Regions from separate parts of the Homo sapiens genome. Here region 1 is linked to region 2. The links are chromatin loops, found by intact Hi-C in ENCODE. Cell type or tissue: ascending aorta. All regions are shown on one strand. Links, peaks and the distances in the headings refer to the core of each region. The heading gives the core; the rest is flanking DNA. Region 1 has its middle 5.6 kb from the start of GDF11. Region 2 holds the start of TMT1B (thiol methyltransferase 1B).

Region 1 (2,905 bases), core at 157-2,656, 57 kb before region 2:
TGATGGTAGAATCTGGAATATCAGCTCCTCGGAGGTGGAACTGAAAGCACGGCTTAAGGGTTTTATTTTTGCATACGTTGTACATTTTCATTTTAGAATTTTAGTTCGAAAAGTTCCATATCATAATGCATTAAGCCTTGTCCTTTCCCCAGCGCCTCCCAGATCTTGCCTATTTCCTTGAGTTCCCTCAGGTTTGGTCCTGTTGGGATCCCCTGAGTTTCAGGAATTAACCCCTGGGAGGTTTCTTTTAGGAGCTTCAGAACTCCAGCTGCCCCAGACTCCCTAAAAATGGGGCACTGGTGGCTTTACGGAAAATAAGTTCGGGGGGATCTGGACATTAGATCTTTCCTTATCCTAGTACATGCTTAGGTTTGGGGCCCCGCCCACTGTCCTAGTCTCCCTGGCAACTGTCTTCCTGCCAAGGGTGCCCCTCTCCCAGAGTTACCCAGGCAACCTTCAGGCCCGCCTTCTTCAAGGTCCTGACTGGTTCATAGCAAATGTGGGTCGCAGCCTAAGGGAGGCATTTAGGCTTAAAATGTATGAGCTGCCGGGAGAGAAGGAGGCTGTGTTCCGGGGGAGGGTATGAGGTTTCAAGACCTGCTAGAGAGAGAGGTGCTTGGGTAGATGGTCTGCTATATCCTCAGGAAGAGCTGCAGCTCCCTGGAGCCTGTCACCGGGGTCTGAGGCCAGAGTTGCCTGGACCATGATCAGAAGTGCTGCTGCCAGAACAGGGGAACCATTGTAAGGGAACCCTGTAAGGGGGGACTCCCGCCACCCTGCACCTTCACCACAATGGCCACCTCCACACCCAAACTGCCTTGTCTATCAGAGCTAGGCTCAGTGGGGAGTAGCTATTTTTCTCCCCTCCCTAGGGAGGATCCCTAATCCTATCTCTTCTTCCTTTTTTCTCCTAAAGTTTCTATTTTGAGGGTCAGTGGACTCATTCTTTGGCACTGCAGGGCTTTCTAAGGAGGGGAGGGGCTACATCTCGTTGAGATGTAGCAGAGGGGAGAGGCTTACTCCCCGGCTCTCCTGCTCTCCCTGCATGTGCCTCTGGGGGAGTGGGGAGGCTATTCTGGGCTAGGGGGTGGTGTGTTAGTAGAGTGGACCCCTTCCAGTCCTCTGCCCACAAATCCTGCAGCTCCAGAGAGGATGTCACTGTAATTACTGTCCTCTCCCACACCACCTTCTAAATCCTATAATTATCTTGCCGGGATCACTTGGCAGTCTTGTTAACCTCTTTAGCCCCAAGGCCCTCTAAGAGAAGTTGGGAGTTGGGAGAAGGGGGCCAAAGAGTTTGCGTTTGGGGTGGGGGGCAGTGTGGCAGGATACAACTGGGGGACTCTAAGAATCATTTGGGGTTATGTCTTCCTTTGCCTCTGGCCTCCCTCCTGCTTATCCCCAATCTGTCCCCTCTCTCCTCATGGCAGGCCAGCTCTACAACTCCACTGGGTGCAAGCTGCTGCTTATCTTCATTCTTGGCCTCCCTGGGGTCCCCACCTCTTCCCTGAGTTCTCACCTACTGCTCCCTCTCTGGGCCCATGGTGGGTCCTCATTACAGGCCCTGTTTCTGGCAGTGGCCAATGCTGCCAGCAGGAGGCACCACTATTCCAGCTGCTGCTCCAGGAAAAGAACGGGTCTAAGTGCAATGTCAGCTTCTCCAAGGACCTTAAAATGCTGGCAGATGGGCTGATCCAGGAGGCGACAAAGCAGTACCTGGGCTGCCAGGTGAGGGAGCTGTTGGGAAGCAGGGGGGAACTGCAGGAGTGTTCAGAGGGAATTCTCTCTCCAGAGGGAATGAAGGAGAAAGCAGAGGGTAGTGAAGGTCAAAGTTGTCAGATGAGGGGCATGTGTGTGTGTGTGAACGGTGAGGGTGTCAGGACGACCAGCGGGTCTGGCTGGGATCTGGGAATGGGAGCCTGAAATTGGTGAGGGCAGGAGAAACTGGTCTGGGCTCTACCGAGGGGTGCCAGCACTCCTCACCCCTAGTTCCCTGGGCTGCAAGACCACATCCATGGGGAACAACCCAACAAATTTGAGAACAGCCTGGGTGAGTCTGCCACAGGCCCTTCTTCTTTGGCAGGTATCTCAGGTCCTCTGCTGCCCCACTGCATCCCCCAGCCTGTGCTAGGCAGCTTCCAGAACCCAGGGGTTCTCTTTGTCATAGCCCTCTCACCACACTGTATTTTTTGTCTGTGCCTATAAGGTTGTAAGCACCCTGAAGGCAGGGACATGTCTTACTTATCTCCATGTTTAGGCTCCCCATACATGGATTAATACATGAATGAATTTTTCCTGAGCCCCTGCCTAGGCCTCTTGGCCTTTTAGTCCCAAGGAACAGAAACCTGAGATAACCACCCAGTCCCAGCATCACCTCTTTGTCATTTCTCCTATGTTTATCTCTGTTCCATCCTAGGAAAAACTTTAGTTGTGAGGCTCTGTGACTCTCAGGTAGATACCTCTGTGCTCCTGTGCCTGGTTCTGGGCCAGAACCACACAGCAGCTAAGATCCTGGCCAAGGGAGTGCATAAACAAGACATGAACCTGGACGAGGCTCTCAAGCAGGATGGGCTGGAGCTGTTCATCCTGCCCACTCACCAGCTGGGCATTTGGATGGACCTCGTTGTTAATGATGGCACTGGCTGGGAAGAGACTGGGACAGGAGTGACAATGAGGGGCCAGAGGTCAGGAACTAGGGGCCCAAGAAATGGGGAAAGGAATTGAGGCGGGCCCTGAGGACAGATCCTGGTGGGGGTGGGGCTGGAGTGTGGGGTTGCCAGAGGAGCTAGACCTTGGGGCTTGAATTGGGGGGTCTAGGCCAAGGCCAAGGCCAAGGTGAGTGTGAGGGGCAGAAGGAGGCTGGATTGTCCCTCCCACCCCTACCTTGGCTATGTCAGTTGGGGTG
Region 2 (2,905 bases), core at 91-2,590:
TCATGTCTCCTATTCACCAGCAGGTAGAGGTGGATGGGGTGTCTAATGTGCTACTTACTACCTCAGACGCCCCATTCTGGGGGCCGAACCCTGGGGCGGCTGATGCTGCGTTTGCCTGCCCCACACCCATCCCCTTCCCACCCTGCTTACCGGTCTCAGTACTCTCCGGACCTCCTGCAGGACCTTCCTTGGGCTCTGCACAGAGCACAGCACCAGAGTGCAGACCACCACATCCATGGAGCCATCAGCCAGCTGTCTCATGTCCTCTCCAGGAGCCACCACAAACCGCTCATATTGGAGGTGCCTGTTCTCAGCCATGCTCTTTGTCAGGAACTTCTCAAAGTGGGGATTTGGGTCTAGGCAGGTGACCCTGCAGCCCGGTGGGTAGAACTGAAAGTTGGCTCCGGTTCCGCAGCCCAGCTCCAGTAGGGCCACTTTCCCGGAGGCTCCTGTAAGCCCCTTTATCTGGCTGAAGAGCTCCCGTTTCTTGCTCTCCATCTTGCGGTTGCTCTTGGGAGTCAGCACGGCCATCAGGTAGGGGAAGTAGCTTTTGCACAGGGGCTGCCAGCAGCCCAGCAGAGCCATGAGGTGCAGGGGCAGGGTAAGAAGCAGCACCAGCAGCTGCAGGAGTGGGACCAGGATGTCCATGGCAGACCAGCTCTGAGCTGTGCTTCCGCTGGGGCACTGGCTTTTTCCCTGCTCAGCCTCTGCAGGCGCTGGCGTCCCCTCCCGCTGTGATAGGACTTTGCTCCTTGTCTCCTACTTGACAATTTCCTATTTGCCAGAGTTGAGTGGGTGTATGGAATTCCTCCAGAGGGCGCAGGTCCCACAGCCCCACAAGCTCTTCAATGACTTTTATGTGGGCGGAGGGACAGGTGGTACCCATGTTCCTGAGTTCTGGGGCACTGTGCCCAGCTGAAGGGGGGCAGGGGCTGCTGAGTCATCTCAGAGGGAGTGGGAAGGGGTAAGGGGATATGTTTCAGATGACAGACTCATGGCGGGGGAGTGTCGGGGGCTGGCAGGGCGTTGGGGGTGGGTTGGTAGTGGTGAATGCTGGGGACAGAGTTGACTCATGGGACATATCCTGGCCTCATTTCGTCCTCAGGTCAGGCACTTCAGAGGGGCCATAGGAAGGGAAGGGTGCTCTTGGCAGAGGAAAAAGTAGGTGTACAGGACAGAGACAGCATGCCCTCTCCTGGAAAGGGTGAGAAGTTTAGTTCTGTGGGGAATGGGGTAAGTTGGACAAATAGGGGGAAGTGAGGTCAGAGAATAGCCACTTTTTAGAGATCCTTCCCTCCCTCCCTCCCTTCCTCCCTTCTTTCCTTCTTTCCTTTTTTTGAGACAGGGTCTCTGCTGCCCAGGCTGGGGTGCAGTGGCAGCAGTCTGGGCTCACTGCAACCTCAATGTCCCTAGGCTCAAGTGATCCTCTTACACCAGCCTCCTGATTTTCTGGGACTACAAGTGCATACCACCATGCCCAGCAATTTTTTTTTTTCTGTAATTTGTAGAGACAGGGTTTCACCCTGTTGCCCAGGTTGGTCTTGAACTCCTGGGCTCAGGTGATCCACCCACCTCGACTTCCCAAAGTGCTGGGATTACAGTTGGGAGCCACTGCGCCTGGCTGAGAAGAATTCTTTTTACAAAACATTATTAAACAACTTTTTTTGGAAGAGGCAGTACATTCACTTAGTACAAAATTAAAAAGATACTAAAGAGATTACAGGGAAAATTCTCTCTTCTACTCCTGTGACCCAACCACTCAGATCTCCTCTCTGGAGGCACTAAATGCCATATTGCCAATTTCTTGTGAATCCTTCCAGAGATGACCTGTGAACGAGCAGGGAACACACACACCACGTGTTTAGATCCATGTACATATATACATATACATATTCCCTTTTCTTTTACAAATAGTAGTATATTGTACACACTCTTGTATACCTTGCTTCCCCCCCTTCTTAACAATGTATTGGATTTAGTAGATAATAGCAAATGGGTTTCCAAAGTGATTGTACCCATTTACACGTCCACCAGCAATATTTGGTTTTATGTGTCTTTTATGTGTTCATATTATTATTGATGCATAGATTCCTATTTTATTCACTGATTTGTAACCTAATACCCTATTTATTTATTTACAGTTTCTTTGAGGTATAATATATATAAGAAGGTTTACATATTTACAGTATATAGATTATTTTTGACACAGTATATACCTGGGAAACCATTACCACAGTCGAGATAATGAACATGTCTATGTGTTAGGCTTTTGCATTGCTGTTAAGAAATACCTAAGGCTGGTTGATTTATAAAGAAAAAAAGTTTAATTGGTTCATAGTTCTGCAGACTGCACAGGAAGCATGGCACCAGTATCTGCTTGGCCTCTGGTGAGGGTCTCAGGGAGCTTACAATCATGGTGGAAGACGAAGGGGAGCAGTGTATCACATGGCAAGAGAGGGAGCAAGAGAGACCTTGCGTGAACTGCCAGAGCGAGAACTCACTCATCACCAAGGGGTTGGCACTGAGCCACTGATGAGGGGTTGGGACCTCAGGAGCCAAACACATCCCACCAGGCCCCACCTCTGACATTGAGGATTACATTTCAACATGAGATTTGGAGGGGACAAACATCCAAACTATATCAGTTTCCTTGTGTTTCTTTGTAATCCATTCGCCCCTCTTTCATCCCCATCTTCAGGTAACCGCTGATCTGCTCTCTGTCAGTATAGATTAATTTCTCTTCTCTTCTCTTCTCAGGCAGAGTCTCACTCTGTGGCCCAGGCTGGAGTGCAGTTGTTTGATCTTGGCTCATTGCAACCTCCACCTCCCAGGTTCAAGTGATTCTCCTGCCTCAGCCTCCTGAGTAGCTGGGATTACAAGCATGCACCACCATGCCCGGCTAATT

Evidence for each region. Hi-C counts contacts between places; a loop is a spot of excess contacts. Peaks named below come from ENCODE experiments on the same cell type or tissue, not always from the same donor. Only the 100,000 strongest peaks of a DNase experiment are listed, where the experiment ranks them.
Region 1: it touches region 2 in a loop (8-fold over the local background); 44 of 110 quality-filtered maps call a loop at or near these places.

Annotation. Positions count from the first base shown.
Region 1 is chr12:55,736,070-55,738,974 of GRCh38, reverse strand. No RefSeq gene overlaps it. Among named protein-coding and RNA genes, the nearest start is that of GDF11, 5.6 kb to the left of the region's middle. RefSeq lists an enhancer at 470-789. In ascending aorta, for the core only: a CTCF peak has its summit at 1,596 (motif pointing right); DNase peaks (open chromatin) are centred at 424, 1,064 and 1,594; H3K4me3 peaks cover 1,004 bases; H3K27ac peaks cover 1,605 bases.
Region 2 is chr12:55,679,498-55,682,402 of GRCh38, reverse strand. TMT1B (thiol methyltransferase 1B) reads right to left here and starts at 667. Exons shown (of 2, transcript NM_152637.3): 1 at 151-667. The coding sequence starts at 648. RefSeq lists an enhancer at 333-1,008. In ascending aorta, for the core only: CTCF peaks have their summits at 743 and 1,206 (motif pointing left); DNase peaks (open chromatin) are centred at 842 and 2,512; H3K4me3 peaks cover 810 bases; H3K27ac peaks cover 1,056 bases.